2 separate regions of the Homo sapiens genome follow, and region 1 is linked to region 2. A link is a loop called in an ENCODE intact Hi-C map of the cell type or tissue named here. Cell type or tissue: PC-9. All regions are shown on one strand. Each heading gives the region's core, and the rest is flanking DNA. Links, peaks and the distances in the headings are about the cores only. Region 1 overlaps PPP2R3A (protein phosphatase 2 regulatory subunit B''alpha). Region 2 has its middle 58 kb from the start of PPP2R3A.

What was found. Hi-C counts contacts between places; a loop is a spot of excess contacts. Peaks named below come from ENCODE experiments on the same cell type or tissue, not always from the same donor. Only the 100,000 strongest peaks of a DNase experiment are listed, where the experiment ranks them.
Region 1: it touches region 2 in a loop (7-fold over the local background); 2 of 110 quality-filtered maps call a loop at or near these places.

What each region holds. Positions count from the first base shown.
Region 1 is chr3:136,006,246-136,011,623 of GRCh38, forward strand. The region is part of intron 2 of PPP2R3A (protein phosphatase 2 regulatory subunit B''alpha); the gene reads left to right. Among named protein-coding and RNA genes, the nearest start is that of PPP2R3A, 43 kb to the left of the region's middle. RefSeq lists a silencer at 962-1,256. In PC-9, for the core only: no CTCF peak of the experiment used is centred there; a DNase peak (open chromatin) is centred at 2,206; H3K27ac peaks cover 514 bases.
Region 2 is chr3:135,905,119-135,910,496 of GRCh38, forward strand. No RefSeq gene overlaps it. Among named protein-coding and RNA genes, the nearest start is that of PPP2R3A, 58 kb to the right of the region's middle. In PC-9, for the core only: no CTCF peak of the experiment used is centred there; DNase peaks (open chromatin) are centred at 2,833 and 3,263; H3K4me3 peaks cover 1,711 bases; H3K27ac peaks cover 2,173 bases.

The sequences.
Region 1 (5,378 bases), core at 273-5,272, 100 kb after region 2:
TGATAAAAGTTGGAAAAGTACTTAATGAAAAGCTAATTCAAAGAGACAGGTAATATAAAATGTTTAATTCAGGAAGATGCTTAATGCAAGAAGACAAACCATTCTTCCTTGACTCAGTTGCCTTCCTACTTGTCTTTTTTTAATCTTTCTTTTCTTATGAAAAGTTTAAGTGAGGAATTGGCAAACATTTCTATGAAGAGCAAGATAGTAAATATTTTAGGCTTTATGGGTCAGAGTCTCTGTCATGTAGTCTTATTTGCCCTTTGCAAGACAAACCAACAAACAAACAACCCAGTGCTTTAAAAATGTAAACCATTCTTAGCTCCAAGACTTAGAAAAACAGGCAGTGGGCCAGATTTGGTCCATGGACTGAAGTTTGTCAACCCATCTTAAGCAAATAGAAAAGTATGGTGAATGATACAAAAGCACTGTTATCACCCACCATTTAGCTTTGTCAAATCTTAACATTTTACTGTTTGCTTCAAATCTTCTCCAAATACCTTTTGTCCCAGGGGAATTCAGCAAGAGACTATATAGATATATATGAATCCATTATTTCTCTCAAACCTAAGCTCTGTAATAGTTTTATCTTGATGATCAAGGGCAACAAAAATTGTTCTAACAGAACTTTCCTTCCTAGAGAATATAAAGGGAAATTGCAGACTGCTCTGCTTATATTATTATGAATTCCAAGTTAGTAGAATCCACACCAATAAGGGATAGAGAGTAAGAAGCCTACCTGTCCTTCAGGTGGTAACCTTTTCCCATCGGTTTTCTGGAGTTTAAAGTCAGAATTTAAGCAGGCAGTCTGCCTGACAACCTAATTCACATCTGATCTTCTCTTTTTCCATTCAGCCTCCAAAAATGTTATCTCAAGCTCTCAAATGTATCCGAGGTAAAAATGAAATAGTGAAATAAGAATATGGAAGGAGATGTGTGAATCTCTCTTAAGTTTCCACATCTGGGCTACTAGCCTCTGTTGGCCTTTATTTAGCATTAAATAGCTATTTGTTGAATGAATAAATGAGTAAGTGGATGAATAACCAAGTGAGGGGATGTTCACTTTCCTGCTTTGTCTCCTCAAATGGAAACCGCTCCCTTGCCTGAGGGCCATCCCTTTCCCTGCTTTTTGCTTCTCAAGGATGGGTACAAGAGGACCTGACATCAGGGTGCCCTTCTCAGACTTCAGGGTAGTGCCTCAGCAAGACTCAAGTATCTTACCTAGACCTCTAAGTCTTTTAATTCCTCTAGCCTTTAACACCTAAAAAACGACAGTACCCTAGGAAGGGTCTGGTCACCTTTCCTGGCAAGAGGGAAAGACATCATGTGAGTGTAGATTGTTTTACTTTATTGTGGGGGCAGAAATCCCTCGATAATATGCTGTAGCCATTTTGAGGAGAGGGTGCTTTCTCGATCACCATTGTTCCCACAGGCTTTCTTACAGTACGCTATATACAAGCTCTTTGTTTAAATTTTGAAAATTTTGTAACAATTTACTTTCTCTTTAAGGAATACCTATATATTCATTGTCCTTTTGCCCATTCTTAGAAGTTGCCATCTTCCTCCTCATGGATTTGGGTTGGAAAAGGATATTTCTGGCCGTTTAATTTTAGTACAATTGTTTGTTTATTTGTTTTTGGATGCCCGAGAGAAATCTTTGAAGGTGAGCATAATTTCTGTTGTTACTAGAACTCACTTTGCTTTCTTCTAACCCTGAGCAGGAATTTGTATTTGAGATTTCATTCCAGAGGAAATAAAGAACCTTCCTATGTTAATGATCTAACATTTAGGTTTCCTCATTGTTTAGATAGTATAGTGTATAGTTTTATATGCATATTTGAATGCAGAATAATTAGGAAAATAAATTTAACATTTTAGCAAAGCACATTTTAGGAACTTTGTTAAACGTTCCTTGTGGAGCCTTAATAAACACTTTTCTCTCTTTACTTTCTAGGTTTATATCCATGCCTTCATTAACATTAGCCAGTCATGTCACTGAGGGAAAATGTTTCTTCCCTGGCTTTGTAGGTGCTCATGGTGCCTGGATTCAGTGCTGGGAATGCTTAAGTAGAAATCAAGACACTTAGCAATACAATAGGAAACCATTCTCTCCTCCTCTCAATTGCCACCAAGCAGATTAATAAAAGTAAACACATCTGCCTGGTGGCAAATAGGAATTTGTGGAATGAGCCCAACCTGAATATCCCCCTCCACATTTGGTGGCTTCTGACGTCAGGTACCTTTGCATTAATACCTGCATTCTTTCTGATTAACATCAGGTATCTCAAATATGTCCCCACCTATGTTCACAAGAGCCTGGTAGATATATATGTACTGATGTAGAAGGGTCAAGATAAAGTTAAAAATGTAAATTGCAAGATGTACCATTATGATCCCTTTTTGTTATTAATATATTTTTATGCACACAAAGTTTGGGGTACATATGCTCAATATTATTCATGTTCCTCCAGAAGTAGAAAGTGAATCTCATATCCAGGTGTTCCTGATAAGTCTGCCCTCTCCCAGCCTCCACTCCACCCTTGGCAGGAGTGAAGAGGAGCTCCCAGAACCCAGCTTGCTCCATTAAGCCCACAGGCCTGTCCAACCCTCACAGCTTCACCACCACTCTCTGACTTAAGGTCATCAGGACTAATCTGTCTAATATGCCCTTCATCCTTGTTTACATTAGTCACCACCAGAAATCCAGGAATCCAGATCACCCCCCATCCCCCACCCCACTTTCCTCCTCACACTGCTCTTATATATTTCCTAAGTCCACTTCCAACCCTCCCAACTCCTGAAATCGTTTCACCATGTCCTCTTGCACTCTGAATTCATGATGATTTACCGGCAAAGTTTCCTATGTCATATCTCTTCTCTAAACATTTCCCTTCCTATTATAACTTAAACTCGTCTCTTCCTAAGGATACTGTAGCCAGTGAAATGGTGGCTCTATTCTTTCTCATTCCCACCCCCTATCCCACTGGGCCTGGAGGGGGCAGTAAGGGTTCTTGCATTTCATTGCTGCTCTAGACTATTCTCCTGGCTGCCTCCCTGAAACCAGCCCCGCCCCAACTTTGAACTAATACCATTAGACTCTGCTATCCACTACCTCTTCTGATTGTAGTCATCTACCAACCCAGGTCACTTATTTCTTGAAGGTTTTATCTCCTGGCTTTATGACACACTTTTCAATATTACTCTTGCCACTGTTCGAGTGTTTGATAGATAAGGTATCCAATACAGGAGCTTCTCAATTCCTTGATCTCCTCTAATGAGTCTGTCCTCTGCCCTTCTTCGTTCATTTTCTGGCCTTATGTTTATGTCAGTGGTTTTAAGAGTATGGTTCCCAACTAATACTGTTAGCATTACCTGGACACTTGATAGAAATGCATATTCTCCTACCCCAACCCAAACCTAGTAAATCAGAAACTCTGGGGGTAGGGCTCAACATTTTTTGGTTTTAACAAGCCCTCCGGGTGATTCTGATGCATGATTATGCTTGAGAACCACTGCCATAATTCGTCACTAAAATCATTCCCTTGAATATACTCTGAGGTTCCTTGTCATCCCCTCATTTCATGGTACCCACCTGGAACAGCTCCAACTCAGATTAAATTGTGTTCTCTGTCTACTTTGAGCTTTTATTCGTGCAGCTGAACTTGGCTACAGAAGATCACACAACCATGCTGAGTGGTCTTGCTTTAAATTCATGACCACCAACCTCCAGTGGGTCTTTAGTACTGTGTGGCAGTCCTACTGTGTTTCCCTAGTCCATTCACTTTCCACTCTGCAGGTGCCTTTTTCCCTGTCTTCTAACCTCCAGCATCTTTCCCATCCTCACCCTCAGCTAATCTTGTTTCCTATTTTACTGAGACAACTAAAGCAATCAGAAGAGACCTTTATCCATCTCCTACCCATATCAGTACTAAATATCTTCTCCCTTTCCTTCTATTTCTATTATTTCTATACATGAACCATCCAAGCTCCTGTCTTTTTCTTTTCTTTCTTTCTTTTTTTTTTTTTTTTTTGAGGTGGAGTCTCACTCTATTGCCCAGGCTGGAGTGCAGTGGTGTGATCTTGGCTCACTGTAACCTCTGCCTCCCTCGATTCTCCTGCCTCAGCCTCCCGAGCAGCTGGGACTACAGGCGCATGCCATCACGCTCGGCTAATTTTTTTTTTTTTTTTTTTTTTTTTTTGAGACGGAGTCTCGCTCTGTCGCCCAGGCTGGAGTGCAGTGGCGGGATCTCGGCTCACTGCAAGCTCCGCCTCCCGGGTTCACACCATACTCCTGCCTCAGCCTCCCAAGTAGCTGGGACTACAGGCGCCCGCCACTACGCCCGGCTAATTTTTTGTATTTTTAGTAGAGACGGAGTTTCACCATGTTGGTCAGGCTGGTCTTGAACTCCTGAGCTTGTGATCCGCCCACCTCGGCCTCCCAGAGTGCTGGGATTACAGGCGTGAGCCACCGCGCCCATCCCCAAACTCCTGTCTAAGGCCAGACCTACACTGGGGCTTTATTAATAGATACCATCCCCTCCCATCAACTCACAAACACTCCTGCAGAGATTGACCCATTTCTCCCCTGCAGTCATCAGTTTTTCTCCTCTGCTCAATCACTCCTTCAGCAGATAAACATGCTACAATTCTCCCAGCTTTAAAACAAAACAGACCCCTAGTGCTCCAACATACCAGTTGAGTTAACACTCATTTGTCTGCTCTTCTTCACTCCAGGGCTCTCTGAAAGAGCTGTTATTATTGTTTCCAGTTCCTCCTCTAGCCCTCCTCTTTCTAAATATACCAGACATATTCCCATTTGCTGTTCCTTCTTCCTACAACACCCCCACCCCATACCTGCAGGACTCACTCCATCACCACATCCGTCTTTGTAAAAATATCACTTCACTGAGGCCTTTTTGCCCTAAAAATTTCATGCACACATACAATCTTTGGCATTCCCTTTCCCCCTCTACTGTTTTTTTTTCCCCTAACACTTATCACCCCCTGATATATTATTTCAATTACTGTTTCTTTTTCTCCACTGACTCCTACCACTAGAATGAAACCTCTATGAGAACAGGGAATTTTATCTGTTACATTCACTGCTATATCCCTGGTAGCTGGCACTCAGTGTTCAATTGATATTTGTTAGTAATTGTCACTTTGTATAGGGACTTTTGTTTCTATGTTATATTTCTGTAGTATTTAAATTTTTCCTTACAACCAACCTTATCCTTTTGTAAGAAGAAAAAAATAATAAAGGTAATTTTTCTAAATTCTCTTAGATACCCTAAGAGATTCCACTATTTTAGCCAGGCTTGAGCCCCTGAAACCAGGCTTCCCAATATGATCATCTTCAGAAATTGGATAAAATTACG
Region 2 (5,378 bases), core at 270-5,269:
AGTTAGCATCTATTGAGTATCCATGTCTGCCAAATGCAGTGTTAGGCACTGAAGGTACAATGAAGCTTGCATCTGGAAACAGCTGAGCACACGGTACAGTGTGTAAGTGCTTTGACTGGCGGAGAAGGAAGAGGGCGTGCAGAGCACAGAGGAGGCTTCAAAACCAGCCTGCAGTGTCAGAAGCAGCTTTACAGAGGGCACAAGGTCCAAGCTGACTCCAGAGAATAAGTAGGTAGGAGTTACCCAGTTGGTCAAACTGAGGGAAATCCATATCACCTCAAAGCAGCAACATAAAAATAGCCATGGAGCAGTAAGGACTTTAGAGGAATACAAGGAGAGCATTTCAAATAGTCTAAGGACGAGAGCTTCCTCTCTCTCCTAGAAAAGCCACAGAGGAAGAACACAAGATGGCAGTGGTGTTATGGGATTGCATGAAGCAGGGAGGCCTTGATGCATCAGACAAAAACTACAACTCACAATAGAAGTTTGCAAGAAATGGGTACTCCCTTGTCCACGGGGGGCTTGTGAAATAGAGGACAAAGCAGCAATATGTATCAAAAGCCTAAAAAATGTTCCTGGTCCTTGGCCTAGTAATTCAGTCTCTAGAAATGTAGCCTAGGTAAAGATTTTCATACAAGGATGTCTAAAATGGCATTATTTTCCAATGGTAAGGGGCTGGAAACAAGTCAAAGTCTAACACTGAAGTCATAGCTAAATGAACTATGGTACAGTAAAATAGCAGATGGCCAATTGCAATCATGCTCTTGAATAGCATTTAATGATGAAGAAAATACTTGTAATATTAAGTACAAAAAATAGGATCTGAAACTACATAGACAGTATAGTTCATATTTTATTTAAAACTTATCTATAGATGTATGTACATGTGTATGTGTATGTAAAGAAAAAAGACTGGAAGGAAAAATAAAATGTTGGCAGTGGTGGAATTACATGCAGTTTTTATGTTATTCTTTAAGCTTTTTCTAATTTCCAAATTTATAATATTCTAGCCTGAATTTATAATAAACATTATAGAAGAAAATATTAACAGTCTGTCTCTAAGAAATTAGATGAAAGTTGATTTGTTAAATTCTTTATGCTTTCCAAAATATTTTCCCAAATTTCATGCTATTGCTCTTTCTTCTTTTTTTCTTTTTTTTTTTTTTTAGAGACAGGGTCTCACTCTATTGCCCAGGCTGGAGTACAGTGGGGCGATCTCAGCTCACTGCAGCCTCCACCTCCTGGGCTCAAGCAACCCTCCCACCTCAGCCTCTGGAGTAGCTGGGACCACAGGCAAGTACCACCACGCCTGGCTAATTTTTTGTATTTTTGTTAGAGTAGGGTTTCACTGTGTTACCCAGGCTGGCTATTGCTTTTTAAAAGAAACCAATGAAGAAACTTTTTTACTAGGAACCCAGAATGCTTAGAGAACAAGCTGCTATTTTAGGGATTAGTGATTAAGACACCTGCTGGGGACAGATGTCAGCTTAGCAGAGAATGATATGGGGGCTCCCTCCATGTCCCCAGAACAAGAGAACCTCCTATTGCCTTTCTACCTTTTCTGCTCCATGCATATACATTTGAGAATGAGAACTAGCCAAGGCTTTTGACCTTGATCTTTAACCTGAAGTTTTAACTCTGTTATGCCATTTCTCTGTAACCTAACATTAAGAGGTTTTACAAGTGGGTGGGCAAAGCCAGCCCATTAAGCTTGGAAGACACTTCCTAGAGAGCTGGGAGAGGATACTTCACATGAAGGAGAACTTTCCAAAATAAGTACTCAAATCCTTTTGTAAAAGTATCTCCTCACCATTCATTTTTTTACACCAAATTAATTAACAATTTTTCAGCAAGCACAACCCTGACAGGTAGGTATTTGGAGCCTAGGTCACTTCCCCTGTCTTTCCTTCTCCTTGGTGTATTTGTTGTGCTGTATGGAGCTTGAAAGGCATTCCCTTGTTAGAAGAGACAGAAGTGGCCAGGAGTGGTGGCTCATGTCTGTAATCCCAGCACTTTGGGAGGCTGAGGCAGGTGGATCACTTGAGGTCAGGAGTTTGAGACCAGCCTGGCCAACATGGTGAAACCCCGTCTCTACAAGAATATAATAATTAGCTGGGTGTGGTGGCACATGCCTGTACTCGGGAGCTACCGTACTCGGGCGCCTGTACTCAGGCCAGCTACTCCCTCGGGGGACTGAGTGAGGAGAATCACTTGAACCCAAGAGGTGGAGGTTGCAGAAACTCGAGATGGTGCCACTGCACTCTCTAGGCGAGAGAAAAAAGAAGAGACAGAAGTAACACCAGGAGAGTGTAATTCTCTGTTGGTCTTTATCATTTGCAAATATTGCACTAAATTTCCCTAACAGCAAGCCTACAACTTCCATGTTCTTCTTGCTCCATCAGGGCTTTTTAAAATCCCTTTTGCTTGTCTTTAGCCTTTCTGTTTCCTCCACAAGCTTTGGCTTGTTCTGATTGTTAGCCTTCCTGACACTCTTCTCATGGTATGACAGGCCTGGGCCAGCCATCGATTTCCATTGCACCCCATTCCTACAGGATTCTGTTTACCTCACTGTGTAAAAATATAAATACATTTTGTTCCCCAGATTTTGCACCTTTGTACATAGATCTCAAAGCTTTTTGCACACTGTGACCCATTTACTGGATGCTTACACCTGAAAATATCTTTGTTTTCATATTTATTTTATGCTATAGTGGTTATCCTCCCTGATACTTGGGTTCCTGGTTTTACTAGACCAATTTCTCCCTGCCCCTTCACATTTGGGGTGGAAGCTCTCAATTAGGTAGGTGTTTCCTGTCAAACAGGTCTTCCCAGATTTAGTGCAAAGCACTCAGTAATCTCTGCCAGAAGTGCTGGTATCAAAAGCCACAATCTAGAAAAACCAAAGCCTGCTGACACCAGGTGTAGCCAATACTTCAATTTTCGTTCCTCATTATTCTTCACAAGCGGCAACCTTTAAAATGGAGCATGACATATTTATGACCTCTGTCCACCTCTACCCTTAGCTTTCTGTGTTTTTTATAAGAGCCTCCAAAGACAAGAGATACGGCAGCGTTCTTCTGCCTCCAGGACTCACTGCTTCGTATGTAAATCTATAGGTGTGAGTGTTGATCAATACCACTGATATCTCCTGGTAGGTGTTGGCCACATTCTGCTTGCCTGCAGAATGCCTGCTTGCCTCCCGCAAGACAACTCACCCCACTCCCCGCTTCAGGCCACTTGGCTCCCCAGAAGGGAATTGGTCACCAACTTCCATGACTCACCTCTCCCTCACTGGGTGGGAACAGCCTTGCTCATTCCTGCCAGTGCCCGCCACTGAGCATGCTCCCTGACTGTTGAGTGTGGAGCGCTGCTGGGCAGGCGCACAAAGACACTGTCCTCGGCCCAGGCAGAGATGCTTCTCCTCCACCAGCTGCTCTTAATCACTGTTTTACTCGCAAGCTTCTTGAAATTGCCTTAAGCCCCCCTCCCCTCTTAGAAAGGCTTTCTTTCTGCCTTCCTGCCTGGCATGCATCTCCCCGCTGGCTAGGCACCCCTTCTCCTCTGCAGTGTTGGGGGAGCCCCCATCAAGGCTTGCACCCTCTCTACAAGCAGGGGGAACCAATTGCACTCAAAGCACCCAGTGTTCGCTTAGGCAAGAAGCTGAACATGGTGCAGTTTGCAACAATTCTCTAGGCATTTGGTTCTCCTGGCCCTAGAGTCCTTTGTGGCTCTCCCTGCAAAGAAGCACTTGTTCACCAGTTGGTTCTCTAGAAAGCCTGTTCACAGTTCTTCTAAGAGTATAGCTCTTAAATCAGCTGAATCAGCATAAATCAGCAACCTCTTACTGTTAATAATAATTCATAAACTCTACTGAGCTCTCAGCTTTAACTGTTTAAGAAGCAACAAACATAAAACACACAGGAACACCTTACACTTACAATGGTCATGATTTTCCCCTCACCACTTCCCACCCATGCCCCTTTGCTGGGTCTTTAGAACAGAGACTCAGTTGGGCTTTTTCAAGTGCTTCCACCCTCACCTAACCCATGCCTTACTTTTCCTTCCAAGGCCTCAAGTCTGACCTCTATAGCCATGGAATTGTAGATACAAAATGAACCTTGGAGACAATCTCATCACTCCCATTTTTTATCTATAGCAGGTACAAATTTTCACAGGCTCAGAGGTGAAAAATGTAACTTTATTATAATTGAACTTAGTTTTGTTTTTTGAGATGGAGTCTCGCTCTGTCGCCCAGGTTGGAGTGCAGTGGCGTGATGTTGGCTCACTGCAACTTCCACCTCTCCGGTTCAGGCAATTCTCCTGCCTCAGCCTCCCGAGTAGCTAGGATTACAGGTGTGTACCACCATACCCGGCTAATTTTTGTATTTTTTTAGTAGAGGCGGGGTTTCGTCATGTTGGCCAGGCTGGTCTCAAACTCCTGACCTCACGATCCACCCACCTCAGCCTCCCAAAGTGCTGGATTATAGGCGTGAGCCACCGCGCCCAGCCAGAACTTAGTTCTTAAGTTCTCATTTCTGTTCAATCTTGCCAATGCAGAGTAATTCAGTCCCTTTCAGGTTTTTTCTCTCAGGTCCTTTTGGGTTAATACTCAACCAGGTCAGGATTCTCCCCCTGTTCTCCTCCTTTTACCCAGAATCTAAGTTCAGGTGGGGGATGTGTGAAGTGCAGCTTATGTTTCATTCTGGTATTTGACAAAATGGGTGTCATTTGGGCCTACAGCCATTCTCTCACTGTAAGTTTCTGGCAGGACAGCCAGCTTCTCGCTTGGTCCCCAGCACCCGGCACCTGTGTTCACAGCTGCTGTCAGCAGGCCTTCAAGGCCTCTACTCACCAAGTTGAATGGGTTGTGTTCTCCTCACCTAGGTATGCCAGATTTAGTAAATAAAAATGTAGAATGGTCAGGCACGGTGGCTCACGCCTGTAATCCCAGCAGTTTGGGAGGCCAAGGTGGGCAGATCACACGGGGCCAGGAGTTTGAGACCAGCCTGGACAACATGACAAACCTTGTCTCTACTGAAAATACAAAAATTGGCTGGGCACGGTGGCTCACACCTGTAATCCCAGCACTTTGGGAGGCTGAGGTGGGTGGATCACGAGGTCAGGAGATCGAGACCATCCTGGCTAACATGGTGAAACCCCGTCTCTACTGAAAATACAAAAAATTAGCCAGGCGTGGTGGCTGGTGCCTGTAGTCCCAGCTACTTGGGAGCTTGAGGCAGGAGAATGGCGTGAATCCAGGAGGTGGAGCTTGCAGTGAGCCGAGATCACGCCCCTGCACTCCAGCCCGGGTGATAGAGCGAGACTCCGTCTCAAAAAATAAAAAATAAAAATAAAAATAAAAATACAAAAATTAGCCA